Linked DNA regions of Homo sapiens: region 2 is linked to region 1. Evidence: chromatin loops called from intact Hi-C (ENCODE). Cell type or tissue: PC-3. All regions are shown on one strand. Links, peaks and the distances in the headings refer to the core of each region. The heading gives the core; the rest is flanking DNA.

Evidence for each region. Hi-C counts contacts between places; a loop is a spot of excess contacts. Peaks named below come from ENCODE experiments on the same cell type or tissue, not always from the same donor. Only the 100,000 strongest peaks of a DNase experiment are listed, where the experiment ranks them.
Region 2: it touches region 1 in a loop (4-fold over the local background); 7 of 110 quality-filtered maps call a loop at or near these places.

What each region holds. Positions count from the first base shown.
Region 1 is chr3:86,987,868-86,996,250 of GRCh38, forward strand. It overlaps VGLL3 (vestigial like family member 3), which reads right to left and starts at 3,282. Exons shown (of 4, transcript NM_016206.4): 1 at 2,751-3,282. The coding sequence starts at 2,876. In PC-3, for the core only: CTCF peaks have their summits at 3,445 and 3,645; DNase peaks (open chromatin) are centred at 564, 6,004 and 7,874; H3K4me3 peaks cover 3,185 bases; H3K27ac peaks cover 2,437 bases.
Region 2 is chr3:87,164,838-87,173,220 of GRCh38, forward strand. No RefSeq gene overlaps it. Among named protein-coding and RNA genes, the nearest start is that of MIR4795, 57 kb to the right of the region's middle. In PC-3, for the core only: CTCF peaks have their summits at 3,230 (motif pointing left) and 3,429; a DNase peak (open chromatin) is centred at 3,234; H3K4me3 peaks cover 814 bases.

The sequences.
Region 1 (8,383 bases), core at 84-8,083:
GCAATATGTTCAACAAAAACCTAAACTTAAATTTCAGGTGCACATTTGTGCTTATCGGAAAACAGGTGAGAGTACACATGCCTGGATAATGAAGTTCTGTTATTTCCAAAATAATTCTCAATGTTATATGATCATTTGTTAAGAGGAAAAATATACCTGTGTTTAAAATCCATCATAAGGAATCATTTTGATACAGTAATTAATAAGGACTTCAGAGCCATACAGTTTGAGGGGGAAATTAGTTGACAGATACACTACTACAATTGAATACAGAAGTAATATAAAACTTTAATGCTGTCTTTTCTAGCATTTTTTAAATGGCTATTAAAATTTCTTGATTGCTGTTACTTTTCTTCGCTCCTTTTCCATTTTTTCCTTCTCCAAAAATCAATTTTTCAAATTCAGTAGGAGTTGTAGCCCTTACTTTTGTCTCCCAGGCAAGATGCTATTAGGGGTCACTTCCCATGTACGGAGAAAACAATCTTCATGGATAATAATGATAAAACCTTATGGAATGCAAAAACAACCAAAATATGTATTCTCGGATGACTGCATTAGGGCCAAGTCAATATTAGTCCCACTTCACCCACGCATTGCATAGTCTAAAAATGCTGTCAGCCTGATAAGAATTTCCTGATTTACTCTCTTTTCCAATAGAAAATGTAGGTCATCAAAATAAACTTCTGACACTAAAAGAACAGTAGTTACACTGTCAAGTCTTTTTTTTTTTATTTCGTTAGCCAGTTATGGTCAAACAGTTTCTTTACTTGACCAAAAAAAAAAAAAAAAAAAAAAAAAAAAAAAAAAAAAAAAAAAAAGAAGAAGAAGAAGGAGAAGAAAAAGAAGAAAAAGCAACATGAAAATTTCCAAGCACCTCCCTATGGCTCACTCAGCCTAACATCTAGTTAAGCAATGTCTACAAAAGCCCAAAATATAGAAGTTGATCATTATGTAACCAATCAATGTAGATAAATTGTTTTCTTTTTAAGAAGCTCAATGGTCAGAGTTTTCCTGATTTTTATTTTATTTTATTTTTTACTTTTTAAAATTGTTGTCTTCAGTATGTTGACGGTTTTAGCAAAAGAAATGAATTTGGGGACCGAGTCTCAGGGCTATTGCAAACATTATATAAAGTACTGGAGTCATTTCTTATTGAAAACTTTTATGATTGGCAATTTGCCATTTTCTCTGATACCGAATGTTATTTTCTAGCTCAAAAAAAAGTGTTACAGTATTAACTCCACACCACAGATTCATTAATTTCACAACCCTAAAAAATAAAGCCATATTTGAAACAACTTCTACTAGTTTGTTATTTTATAAAGGAGGAAAGTATCTTTCTGAACATGTAGAGAAGTTTTAGTTTGTTGCTCATCCACATTCCAAATGATAATTGAAGACCTCTGTAATATCAGAGATGCTTTGAAATGCTGGTGCTGCTGAATATTTTTTTTAAGAGGATAGCAAGAAAGTAGGGCTCCTTCCTCTTTTGCCCTAATTGGTTCTGGTTAAGCTGGTACTATTTAGCAGATGAATCTGGGGCATGTACCCTTCCAGAATTAGCTGAATTTCATAGTTCCTAAATTCTAAACGGAAAGTTAGATTTCTTTCTAAAGAGTAGCACTGTAATTCTAGCAAAGAGACAGAAGTAGAGGAAATACAGAAAGTAAAATGTCAGATTAATTAACAGCCCAAACCTAAGAAGGTTTGCAATAAAACATGTGGTACCTAAGAAAGTAAAAAGAAATAAATCAATATATTCTATGGATGGTAATTTCCTAACCAAATCTAGTTATTTTTTTTAAGTTTCTCCAAATCCGCCCACCCTAATTCCCATAGTCTGAGGTGGACTCTATTTTGGTACAGCCCTTGCCACATACATTTTTTATTTTAATGTAGCACTAACTAAGCCTTGGCACACTCTCCGTTGTATCCAGAGAGTAATGTCCAAGGGCGCCTCGTGCCAAATTCCCCAGAACTCTACTGTTCCTTCTAAAGTAACTATATCATCTCCTCAGTTCACGACCCCTTATTATGGACATCTTCAGTTACTCTTGGAAGAGTGGAGACTCAGCATCCAGAGATTCAAGGTAACCTTTTGGCCGAGGGACCCACTGTCAACAGACTGAACACGTACAAACTCTGTGCTTTGCTGGAATTAAAAAATGAATGAAGAACCTTGGAATCCATCCCTGTCCTCTAAGTCACAGTCACCGGGAGAAAGATTCTGTGGAGAAGTTCTAGTAACACCCGATAGACATTATGCTAGACCAGTGTTCCCCCATGAAAGTCCCAGATCATTTCGTGAACTCACTCTCCAGGTAGCTTCCCCTACCTCTGTCAGCGCACTTCATCTTCCTCATCAATAAAACCCTGAAACATTCCATCTTTCCAAATAAACAAAATAGTTGGTTGAAAGGAAGTTTACTCACATGGTCCTAAGATAGATGCCCTTGGTGAGCTTCAGAGAACTGAGTCCTAAGAGCTAGGGTGCCTAGGAGGAGCAGCCTCTGAGCTCCGGTGACCACAGCTCAATGAAGCCCCCAGCTAGGTCATGCCTCACCCACCCGTCCACCCTGCTGCTCTCCCTTCCCGGCTCTCTCGGGATGGCTTTCTGCTCAAGGACGCTCCCGCAGATCCCAGAGCATCCTCTGCGCCACGCGTGCCGGCGGGACGTCGCCGAGCCCCAGACCGATACTCTCGATGCCCTTCGCCCCCGCCCCCAGCAGGCTGCCCGTCCGGTGACTCACCTGCTGGCCAGGTTGGGGCGCCGGCTGATAGTAGGCTGTGGGGCAGGTTGTCGCTGCCATGGGGTTGGGCAGATACTGGGACGCTCCATAAGGCTGGGGGTGATACATCACCTCCGCACAACTCATGGCAGCCGGGGCAGTGGCGGCCCCCGAGCTGCCGCCGCCGCTCTACGCGCTGGCGCGAGGGGCGCGGGCGCCGCCGCCGCCGCAGCTGCCGCCTCTGTCGCTGCTCCAGCTGCTACTGCGGCGAAGGCGGGTCCTCGGCGGCCTCGGGCTCCGCGCGGGGCGCGGGGTCGGGAGGGACTGGCAATCAGCGGGGGCCCATGCGCGGGCACCTTCATCTTCAGCCCCTCCGGATGTTCCCTGCCGCGCTTATATAGCGGCTCAGGGACGCAGCCGCCCGCTGCGCCGCTGGGGCATTACCGCGTCCGGCTCCCGCGAGGGCTGCGGCGCCCACGGCAGCGCCAGTCACAGCCACAGCCCAGGCCCGGGTCGGGCAGCCGTGGGGAGCCCAGCTCCGGTTTGCATATACACAATGCACGCCCGGGGCTCGTCCTATCACGGGTGCTCCCGGCTGTGCGAGGACAGGGAGGCGGGGGCAGAGGGAGGGGGAACGCCGGGGAGAAGGGGGAGCACTTTGCCTCCCCAGGCTCTGACGCGGAACTTTGCAAAGTTTCTCCAACTCGCTTTGCAGCGGGCGGGTCACCCTGCAGGGGGACCCCGGGGAAGGCTGGCTGCGGATTGGAGCGAAGTTTGCAGCCCTCTCCGCCTCCCAGCATGGGATGGTGGTGGGAGGGGAATGGTATGCAGAGGCTCCGCGCCCTCAAGGCTCGGCAGGTTCCCACCCTGTCTCTGTCACCTGGCCGCCAGGGCGAGGGCTTCCCTACTCCAAGGAGATTTTACAGGGAACACCAACTCAGAGGCTGGGACCAAACAAAAGCCGAGTGTACAAAGGGGTAAAACAGAGCAGGCGCAGAATACACGGGGATTAGCTCCTACATTAAAATAATCATAAGTGAAAGTTAACATCTCTGCAAGTGCCCACATGCCAAGAATGCAACACAGTTTTCCACAAGCAATCTCTGCTTTAAGTTTACATCTTCATGGTATGACACTGCTGTGAGACGTCCACCATTTCTGGCTTTTACAGCCTGGTTTTCACAGAGCAATAAAGGGTAGTTGATTAAGCCCATTCGCTAATAAAGGTTTATCTCTTTGCAATTGGATCTGACCCTCTCCAAAATGGGGAAAAAAACGTCTGTGAGAATATACTTGTATTCTGACATAATCAGTAGAAATAATTATACTCACATTATTTTATTTATTTTGAGATAGGGTTTCCTTCTGCCGCCCAAGCTAGAGTACAGTGACATGAGCACAGCTCACTGCAGCTACCACCCCCACGCTCAAGAGATCCTCCCATCTCAGCCTCTGGAGTAGCTGGGACTACAGGCGTGCATTACCACGCCCAGGTAATTTTTTTAATTTTTTTTTTTATAGAGAAGGGGTCTTGCTATGTTACCTAGGCTGGTCTCCAACTCCTGGCCTCAAGTGATCCTTCTGCCTCGGTCTCCCAAAGTGCTGGGATAACAGGCATGAGGCACCGCACTGGGCCTCATTTTATAAATGAGCAAACTCTAGCTCTGAGATTCAGCAAACATATCTCTCCTTATACGTAGGCATCCTCTTTTATGACTCACAGCAATCTCTCATTTTTACAGTCTATCTTTTCTCAGAGAAAAAGTCAGTTTGAAAGTCAAATGCACTAATGTTTTTATAGTTTGAATTATGTCTTCCCAAAAATGTATATATTGAAGCCCTAACCCACAATATGGCTGTATTTGAAGACAGGACATATAAGGAGGTGATAAGGTTAAATGAGATTTAAAAGGTTGGGCCCTAATCTAATAGGACTAGGTTCCTTATAAGAAGAGAAAACACGCCAGAGATATCTATGTCTCCCCCAAACCCCACTCCCTGTCTCTCTGCTCTGTCAAAGAGGAAAGACCATCTGAAGTCATAGTGAGTTACCTACAAGCCAAGAAGAAAGGTCTCACCTTGAAACCAACACTGACCACACCTTATCTTGTGCTTCTATCCTCCAGAACTATGAAAAAATTAACTTTTTTTTTTTTTTTTTTTTTTTGAGACGGAGTATCGCTCTGTTGCCCAGGCTGGAGTGCAATGTCACGATCTCGGCTCACTGCAACCTCCTCCCGGTTCAAGTGATTCTTCCGCCCCAGCCTCCCGAGTAGCTGGGATTACAGGCACCCGCCATCATGCCCGGCTAATTTTTGTACTTTTGTAGAGACAGGGTTTCACCATGTTGGCCAGGATGATCTTGAACTCCTGACTTCAGGTGATCCGCCCACCTCGGCCTCCCAAAGTACTGGGATTACAGGCGTGAGCCACGGTATGCCCAGCTTAATTTGTTTTTTTAGGCCACCTAGTTTGTGGTATTTATGACAGCCCTAGCACACTAATGCAGATATACAGTTATCATATATCGTTAATGTTTACATAAGTGTCTGTGTGTATGTCTAGGTACACAGATACATACACATGTATAAACACACAGGCATACACACACACACTGACACTATAAAAATTGGATAGGAACTTTTTGCTACGCCGCAACAGCTTTTATTCAATCATTTTATCACTGAATATTAAAAACATATTTATTAAGGGTTTGCACAGTTCTTGGACTTTAAATTGTGCTCTTTGTAGTACAAGAGTATTTCCAGCAATAATATGTTTCATAATTTACTTTAAACGTTTATTATTGTCTTTTCCCAAATTGACCTCCTTTGATCAGATCCCTTCCTGTGTTCCAGATTTATCTATTCAGTTCTTTCTAGGTAGCTCCACATAGGTGTTACATAAGGACCTCAATCCTAATAGTACTGATTGTCTCATGTCCCCAGTTTGATCCTCTTTTTTAATCTTCATCTCTACTGAAACTCCCCCACTACCAGTTGTCCCAGCTAGAAATGTGGGAATCTTCTGGCACTCCTTCCTTCTCCTCACAGTCCCCACACCTGGTCTTGGAGTCAAGTTGACCCCAAATTTTCCATTTCTACTGACTCTCTCCTTATCTCTGTTGCTATAATCGTTAGTTTGCTCGGCATCTCTCACTCAGACTCCTGCAAGAGACTCTTAGTGATTTCCGGGTCCCAAGGCGAGACTTCTTCCTGTTCTTCATAGTTTATACTACTCTTTAATGACCCAGCCACTGCAAATCCAACTGTGCAATGATGATTCATTCTTCTTTTAAAAATTTCACAGTCACATCCCGCAGTCTGTAGAAACAACTCTTTAACCTTCAGATTCTGATCCCTGCCCATGTCACTACCTCCTGCAAATGTTTACCAGCTATCTGAATTGAGATCTGCATTCTGCGAAGAAGCCGTGGTACTTTCTACCAGCATGTCATTTTACATATGAGCAGAGCATTTGCACCAACACATCCCTCACCCTCTTCACTTGTTAACTCCTTCTTGCTCTTCATGTAATTGTCTTCCAAAACATCCGATGAGGATCAGCTTTAATGCTCCTATTTTCACCAGCTCTTGTTCTTTTAAGAATACGCTCCCATCATACTAATAATTAACTACTTGATTTGAAGTTGCTTATTTGCTTGTTTCCCCAATATGACCATGGCTGCTTGAGAGGAGAGACTGTGACTTTTATCTCTAAATTTCACTAAATTTCAATCATATGATATCTGGCTTAGTAAATATTCTTTGAATAAGTAAAGTATATAATAGGAGGAGAAACAAAAACTATTAGAATAACTTACAAATTCTTGGTGGGATCTGAGCACATATAAAATCAGTGAAGCTATAATGTAGAATATGATTTCAAACTCTGTCTTAGGCTTTCTGCTGTATGTTAGATTGAGAAAATCCTTATGATGTTAAAAAAAAATAGGACCTAGAATATAAAGTGACTGAATTAGGACACAGAGCAAATTTGTGAGGACAGCCACTTCTCAATGCCAAACCTCCTGTTCAAATGTTTAATGCCTCCAACTTTTTTCAAATAACTTTTATCTGTAGTTGATTTTTTTGTACAATTATGAGTTTAATATCTGTCTTTTTAGCTAGACTTTGGCAGAGGTTATTTATATCTTGTTCATCTCCATATCTAACACTTCGAAGACATTCTATATATATTTTCCAAATGATAAAATAAAGCCAGAACTTGATTCAACATGTCCATACCCCTCATTGCTGCATCTTCCGTGCTCCCTATGGCCTCTAGTGCAAATATTTATTCTATGACAAAAAAAAGTTATTTGGTACTAATACGTCATGGACACAAAAGTCTGTAGGTGTTTGGCAAAATCTTCCTACAATGCAATATCTTTTTTGATACCTTTCTTTGTTTCTATATTGTGTACTGCTGGAAGAAGATAAGAGAGTAAAGATTAATTCTACCTAGACTTAGAATCTACAGAAGTGGACAGAGAGAGAAAATAGCTTGTCAAAGCCTGCAGTCTTAGTGAGGTCATTAATAAAAATTCCGATAATTCATGTTAGGGAAATCTACATTTGAGTTCTAGTAGGAAAGCAGATGTACCTGACTTCCCCTGGGTAACTATTTAGGGTTTTAAAGTGGAAAATAATAAAAAGGATCATCAAGCTTAAAACATCCTTTTTCATAGATAAGTAAATATATGATCTGATTAATGTCTTCTAGGGAACTAGTGGCAGAACTAAAACCAAAGTCCTGTTTCTCTTGACTCTTGATTTAGTTCTCTTTCCATAATTGCATAATAAAGATATATAAACAAATACATATGCATATGTATATGCATACATACATTATACATGTGTGTACATATTCCTAGATATTACTTATGTATGTGTGTATATATATATTATATATATAATATATATTATACATATATTATATATAATATATATAATATATATTATATATAATATATATATAATATATATTATATATAATATATATATATACACACACACACACACACACACACATACATATACAAAGGAAGAAGTTTTTGATCAGATCGTCCTTGGGTCAACTTGGAGTTGAAGAAGAGGAGTGTGTGTATGGGGTGGGGATGCGGGCCAATTGCATTTAGCAAGAGTGAGTCACTCAGATCAGAGAATGTGATCTGACCGCTGGTGTACTCATTGTCGTCTCTGCTATGTAAGGGTGTCACAATTACTTGGAAAAAGCAGCAATGGTATGGAATTTAATTCTATGTAGTTCTGAGCTAAAGTTCCTCAAAGTTTACCCTTCTTTGATTTATCCTTTTACACTACTCCACCGCTTTTCTGGTTCAATTCTGATGTGGTACCTGATCTAAATAAATGGACTTAAACATTTCCAACTCTTCTGAATTGTGACTTTACAGTCACTACATTTTTGCCCCCACCACCAAATTTCTCAAAATGTTTGTTTCCAAATTCTCCAACTGGAAATTAGTGAGGTGAACCACCCCCCGCCTCTAGTTTTATTTGGAGGGATAACTTGAAGTGGGTTTTCCTAATATATTTTGGAATAAGATAGGGTAAAAAGTGGGGGCAGCTTATTTTTTGAGTGGTGACAGCCACCCCTGCCTTTAACTTGGGATCCCAATGTAAGAGAACTCC
Region 2 (8,383 bases), core at 27-8,026, 180 kb after region 1:
TAGAAAAAAATAAATTCTTCTGAGAATACTAACTAACACTACTGGTATATCACATTACCCTTCCCAAGAGATAAACGTATGAGACACAAGTAACATTTATGACGACATTATTTTTTGGAGAAGACTTCAGTGTTATAATCAAAAGTATACATAGAATGGTAGGATTTTTACAAATAATAATAGGATAGTAAAAAGATATTTTGTGTGAAACGATCTATTTTTCCTCCTTAAATTATTTTATATAGACTGCAAATTATTTTATACTTATTTTTTGACTTGGCCACAGCATCCGTACAATAATAGATAATAGATGTCTGATGTTTTTGTAAAAATAACTTAATACAGATATACTTTTTGGAGAAGGATGCTTGCACCTAACTTATTTAGCAATTATTTCTTAGGTTTCAATTTAATATTAGTATCTTCCCTCTTGATCAAAAGCAACTAAATTTAAAGTGGAAATACCTTCATTTTATTCTAGGAAGAACATATGGACCAAAATTTTTTGAGATTTAATCTCAGCTCTTTTACTTGCTGACTTCATGACAAGATTCTTGACCTTAACCTTTCCAATGTTCTGTTTCAATAGGAAAAATCCATATAACTTTTAGGGTTGCTGTAAAAATTAGAATGAGTTCTTTTATGTGAATACATTTAAAAATCATGAAGATCATGAAAGTTATTATTTTTATTATTATAACCAAGGTTTTAATATTATGCCTATTGTATCATTAATCAGTTTTCTTGTTGTTGTTTCTGTGATATTTTTTATTTAGAAAAAAATTGACCTTCCCTAGCTAAATTCCTTTTTTTCCTGTAACTTTTTAAAATTAAACTTTTAATTCTGGGATAATCATAGAATTATATATCCTGTTCAGTGAAATGTCTGTTTATTGATTTTGGCTTTTTCTAATTGGATTGCTTTTACTGCTGAATTTTGAAAGTTCTTGTGTTTCACATACCAGTTTGTTTTTTTTTTTTTCAGTCTGGTGCTTCTCTTTTCATCCTTTTAAAGTGTCTTTCGTAGAGAAAATGTTTTAAATTTTGATGAGGTTCAATGTACCAATCTTTTTTTACAGTTTATGTTTGGGTATTAAATCTAAGATGACTCTGCCTAGCTATAGATCCCAGTAATTTTCATCTATTTTTTTTCTAGTGTTTTATACTTTTCAATTTTACATTTAGGCCCATGGCTAATTTTGATTTCATTTTTGGTAAAAGGTGTGATTTTTAGGTTGAGATTCATTTCCTTGCCTATGGATGTCCAATTTCTCCAGTATAATTTGTTGAGAAGTCTATCCTTACTTCATTGGATTCTTTTGCACCTTTGGTGCAAGTCAGTTTGGCATATTTTTGTCTGTCTTTTTCAGTGTTCTCTATTCTTTTTATGTATCTATGTGTCTATCCTTCTGTTAGTACCACACAGTCTGGCAATAAGCCTTATGTATTAGGTAGATTAATTTCTCCCACTTTATTCTTCTTTTTAAAGATGATTTTAGCTAATCTAGACCCTGTGCCTTTTCCATGTAAATTTTACAAAGAATTTGTCTAAATGTATACAAAACTGCTGAGATTGTTACAGGAATTCTATTAAATGTATAAATCTATTTGGGAATAATAGACATCTTTATTATGTTGAGCTGTCCAATCCATGAACATAGTATGTCTCTTTGATTTGTTACCATAAAAAATTTTTTTTTACTTTCCTTGGAGTAATTATAAATGACACTGTATTTTAATTTTAGCTTCCTCATAGTAATTGTAGAACAGAGAAATGTGTGTTGACTTTTTATTCTGCAACTTTGTGGAACTCACTTGTTAGTTCTAGGAGCATTTTTTATAGTTCCTTTGGAATTTTCAATGTAGACAAACATGGCATCTGTAAATAAAGACAATTTTATTTCTTCTGTTCTAATCTGTGTATTTTTTATTCCTTTTTCTTGCTTTATTGCCATGATTAGATGTTCCAGTACTAAGTTGAGAGAGAGGTGAAAATGAACAGCCTTATCTTATTCACAATTTCAGAAGAAAACATTCAGTCTTTCTGTTAATCTATACTTAGATATCCATGGAGAATAAATATAAGAGTTTCTGTGTTATTTTCATTTCTGAATTAAGTATCTAAAAGCAAGACTGAGCCCCAAAACAGACAAGTGCATAAAGTCATGGAAAATGTAGAAAACAAAAACTGCATAACACAAAGCCCTAGCCAGGAGTTAGGGAGGGTATCAAGGAGAGAAGGTATCAAGACAGGTAAATTATAAATATTTACTGGTTTGCTTAAAGGAGAGAATGAAAATGAATCTAAATGTATTAATGATATTCTGAGTTTAAATTTGAGGCTAGCAGGCAAATTATGATGCTCTTAAATGTGGTAGTTAAATGTTAAATAGAAAACTGTTTTATATGTATGTAATTCTGGAATTCTGTATATATGTATAATTTATTTCAACCCTCTATAATTTTAAAAATTTGCTATTTTTAACTTAAAACACCCTATCTATATGTATATATACAGCATTCTACAGTTACAAACATTTGTATTTACACATGCCCCATTTTATAGAACAGTGAGGATTAAAAAATATTTTCTATATCTCTTATGTGAAACTCCACAAAAAGATATTCAAATATAGTCCTGCCAAATTTTACATAAAAGATGTGGTGAAATGAGTATGAGAATGCTTCAGTAAAGATACATCAAATCAAAATTTACTAATAAAAATAACACATATTCTCAGACACACTATAGAGGGAAACACATTAGATATCCTTGAAGTTTACAGCTGATTAGATCTGAAAATTTGATCTTGATGGAGATTGGTGAAATGATTTACTCTGGCTCATTTGCAAATGTATGTAATTTTCAGAAATGTAAGTTATCCTTTTTGCTTTAAAGAAATGTATTTTTAGTGTAGTCAGAATATCCCGATGCATAAAGTAAAAAATTATGCATATGCGAAATGAGACAGTCTCGGTCTCCTAGTTTTCCATTTGAATTAGACAAATAGGGATCTAGTAGGTAACATGTCTCCTGAAAATATGGTTACATTTTATAAGAGTGATTAAGTGGTCCAGTGCTCAAAGAATGAGATAACATTTTGAAATCAGCTAAGAATTCAAAGAACCCAGAAAACGTTGATGAGTGCTTTTCGAAAAACCTTATGAATAGGTTAGTTTCAATTTTCTGATTTCTACACGGAAAAAAAGAGACTGCTACTGCCATCTGTTGGTCAAATAAAACATCGTCAGCTCTGGTCAACTGATTGCCTTGCTGTTAGGCAAAACCTTTGAAAGCAGGCAAAACCTTTGAAAGCGTGCAAAGGAGTTGTAGTAACCCCAGTTTAGCTATCTCTGGATAAACCAGATTCTGTTAGAATATCAACTAAATATCAAACAAAAGGCTACTGTTAAAATAAACTTTCTGCCCAGTGCATTGTTCTTTCCTAGTGTTTTCTGTTTAAGAAAGGGAGGATGTTCACATCTTGACACGAAGGGATCTGCAAAAACAATGTAGCTCAGAACTGAAGTATCTGTGGGTCATTATGTTTTCATGTGTGTGTATTTGTATGCATATGCTGTGTGGGGTGTGTGTGTGTGGATGCAGGCGTGGGTGCGAGAGAGCAAGAGAGACAGACAAAGGGACAGGGAGGCACACAGGGACCGAGACAGGGAGGCAGAGAAAGAGATAAGTGGAAGAAAGGGATGGAGGATAAGAACATATGTAGTAGATATTCTACCTATAAGGCACAAGCAGTTTGAAAACACCCTTTCCATCATTCTAATGAGAGCATTATCTTCAGAAAATGACCATTAGCCAGGAGGCCAGAATTGTTCCTTGTTACTCAAGGTGTAGACCCCAGCAAACTGTATCAGCAGCACCTGGCTGCTTGTTAAGAATGCAGAACATCAGAGTCAATTCTAAAGTCAGAATCTAATTTAGAAATAGGTTTTTTTTTCAGATTCTTAATCTGCATTTTTAAGCAGAACATCATAGTCAACCCCAAAGTCGGAATCTAATTTAGAAATTGATTTTTCAGATTCCTAATCTGCATTTTTAAAAGATCTTCAGATGCACTTAATATAAGCACACATATATATATATATATATATATATTCACTTATGCTTAAGAAGATGTTCTAGTTTGATTTCATCAATGCATTGAAACAGATTGTTTGGCATAATTGTCTATTACATTCATTGATTCAAAAATGCACATTTTAAATTTATATGTAACATTTTTGAAAGTGTGATGTGTACTATAATCTATAGTGTCAGATAATTTATTTAGTAATAGTGGTTTTTATTTTACTTTAGTGGCATATAGCATAATGATGTGTCTTCAATTAAAGAAATGTTGAAATATAGTAAGCATCATTTTGTTAAACAGAGAAGTAATCCCGTGAGATGAAACATAGAACAGATAATAAAGAATAGCTAATATTTGCTGATTACTTATTATATTCTAGATGCTATGATAAGTGCATGCATTGTTATATTGAATCATGCGAGGCATTCTAATAAGCCACATTTTATAGACAGAAACTAGGGCCAGTTAAATAAACTTTCCATGTCACTGTATGAATTGTAAATATTAGATTCATATTTTTCATCATAAACTATTATTTTGGAAAGATGCTTAGTGAGTGCTTACCTTATCTTGCTGTGTTATTAAGGGCCAGCCTCCTAAGATATTAGAAAACACATGTGTCTTGAAAGTGTGGGGAAAAGCCATAGGAATTCTCTAGGAATATCTGTATTTGATAAAAAATTTTTTACACATCTATTCTTTTGTTAATGTTACACAAAGAAATGAGTGCTTTCTAAAGTAATACCATCCAGATTTTACCTCCTATCTTTCAGGCAAGTGCCATGGTATACAACTTTCATAAACTACATTGCTCAATGACAGCATCAATACCTCCAATTTGGGCATCCTCCAGGGAAATGGTCATAATCGTAATCACTATCAGTTGAGTACTCACTGTATCTCAGGTACTGTGATAAGCCCTTTGCATACGACAACATCCACATTATTATGTTCATTTTGCTATTATTATTTTAGCAGAGACGAAATCTCACTATGTTGCCCAGGCTGGTCTTGAACTCCTGGCCTCAAGCAATCCTTCCACCTTGGCCTACCAAAGTGCTGGGATTATAGGCATGAGCCATCAATTCCAGTCTATCATGTCAATTTTGAAGATGAGTGAAGAGATCTTAGAAGACTTGAGCTCTCAATGTTGTACAACCAGTAAATGGTGGAGCTGAAGCTTCCTAATTTGAATTCACATGGATGACTAGTAGGAGAGGTGAAGAAGCATTTATTAATAAAGTTGCTGCAAAGATAACAAAGCTGACAAAAAAGGTGCCTGATTTGCATGAGACAGTCTGATTTATGGTTTTTCTTCCAGGTTGTTAATGAGGGCCCCTTGCACTATCAACATTGTCCTGGCTTGAACAATAAAACATAGTTCATCTCCATGTAGTAAGCTAACCAGGATAATTCATAAACAATCAGAATTGGGCTTCATTCTTAGTGAGTTAGGGTATTTAGAAGTAGTGGGTTCCATTCAAGTTACTTTGTGTGCACCTCAAATAACTGGCTGCTGGATACTTAAATCAGAAGGATAAATAGAGAAGTATTTGCATGGCTTGGTCCAAATCATGTATACAAATGTGATTTCTAAGGAATAACAGCACCCTAAAGCTAGATCATCAGGGCAAGGACTTGCTTTGCTGACACCAGTTTAGAAATAAGCATATTTATTACACTATATAAATATTACTAATAAGAATGTTGATAATAACTCCCCATTAAAGGTTGCACTCACTGCGTGAAAGCCTACGCCTGCTGATACATTGCCCACAGGTTAAGTCAAGTTGATATAAATACTGTAGTGTGCCAACAGAGAAGAATAACACAAACACAAGTTCCAAACAATTATGGAAAAAAGCCATGTCGTATTGCACTAAGTATTTTAAAGGCTTTTTTACTGTAATAAAAACATACCATAGACATATATTGTTTTACAATATATATATTTTTTCACAATTGTAAAACTTATGTCATTCATCATTTTAATTGGTATGAGAGCATGACTGAGATCTGAGTAGAACAAATTGTCTCAGGTATGCTTAGAAGATCGGTTCAGCTTAAATTAAAAGGTGTTTTCATGCTGGGCAGATGCAGAGATCTCTTTGTTTTGATCAATTTATCTCTGCAACTCTAGAAACACCTCACATATTGTCATAATATTTCTCACTGTTATTTGAATGCATAGTGAAATAATATAGTTATCAAGTGACACTTTCAATGTGTTCATTTGTGAAATAATACTTTCAAAACACAAAAATAGTGTAATACCAACACAATATAAGTGACCAAAAAACAGAAGGATGAATAGGAATGGCAAACCAAAAGGAACTTCTTTATCTCCAAAAGGAAGTCTAAATTTTCTGATATTTTTCTTGTGGAATTTTAATTCTAAAATTGCAATAAAGAATCTTAGATTTAATGCCTCTAAATTTATTTTGGCAAAGTTTTTGCGTAGTCAAACTTCTATCAATATGAATAATTTAAAAGGCTTTATCTTCTCTCCTCAGTAGCATAAATTTTGCTATACTTCTTAAAAAGTTCTCTCTCACACATTGATAACATAACCATCATCTTCATATCTACTTTTTGGGGGGTTGAAAAATAAAAAAGGAATCTTAGACCAGTAGGAAATACAAGGGAAAAATCTAAATGATTTTCTGAAAGTTTTAGACTGTATAGTATAAAAACTGGGTTACTCCATCCCTAAGATGAATTCTTAGTCATGACTTTCATAGTTAATTTCTTACTCTTTCTACTTTTAACATGTAACTTCTTTTCTTTTTATGATTGTATTAATTAATAGGACTATTCGCCTGTTGATTTGTCCGTATTCCTATTGAATTTCTACAAACAGCTTTGTATTTCATGTGGTATTAATATATTTTTCCTGTTTGTATAAACACAGAAATTAGGAATAGTGAGAAAATTTCACACAGCCACACATAAAGCAAATAATTACAGCATACTTCACTCTGATATCATAATAACAGCTACTGTTTATTTGGGCCTATCATGTACCATACACTTTATAAATTATCTCAACAAAGCTGCAAATTATTATCATCATTGTACAAATTAAAAAATTAGGATTCAGAGAATTGGAATGATATGCTGAAAGCCACAGTGTGATGTTTGTATTTGAACTCTTATCTGTGTGGTGCAAAACTTGAACTTTTCTCACTATACTATTTTGTGGTAATTATCTAATCTATAACATTATCTATCTATCTAATCTAATGCCAACATTCTCTGTGCTGTTTCAGGCCCTAGGAAAGATAACGTGCTCAGACTAGTCACCACCAAAGAAAAAAAAAGCGGTATTTCTTTAAGGCAGAAGAGATCTAAACATGAGGACTAAATTAGGAAGATGGATTAGGGGGATAACAGTGGAGATACTATACATACTCCAATTACTTACAAACTATGTAGGGAAATGTAATTTTGCTTTAGAGATGTTACATATATTCTTTGAACTTTAATGAAAAAATCATTTATTCCTTTAGCGCAAAATAACCCTCCTAAATACTAATTGATATATTTATTGTTAATCTGTTAGGAAACCATACTTAATTGACGCCTATGCTCACCCCCCAGTTTATTCCATTTTATTCTTAGTTTTTCTTTTGAAAAGATACTCTTTACAGTAACTTAAACAATACCAACACAAACATTTTAAAGTCTTTCTACATGGAGATATTTGTTTCTTTACTGCTCCTTTTTCTATTTACGCGTCTTCTCCAAACATTTTTAAAAATCTATTGATTTTTTATAGTATAGAAATGAAAATGAGAGTTCAAGTAATTATCTTCAATATACAAATTTCTTCTACAAAGAAGTGTGGGGGAAAGAATAGAAACTGGTTTTCCATGAGTTAACTGAGTTGACTTCTTGTATCAATTAAGAGCATCGTATAATTGCTCATCTTTCATACTCTTGCCCTGTAGCTATAATGAAAAGAGAGAAAAAAGTAATTACTCATGCTTTGCCTTATTCTGAATTGGGCAAAATTCAATAGTTTTTCAATTCTACATATGGTAGAAATTCTGTTTATTTTAGTCCTGAGACCCTGAGATATTTTTCTAGCACATGGTGGACAGAGACCCCTATTTCTGCATTTAGATCATATGTTTATTTATGTCTTAGTAATTTTAAAAATACCAGAACAAATGGCAAGCCAATCCATAATGTCTTCTGCATAACTGTGTGGGAGTCAAACCACAAATATTATCTGTATTTATTTTAGGCTCTCCCACCCTTTGGCTGTCTTCGTAGGACTGTTTACCAGG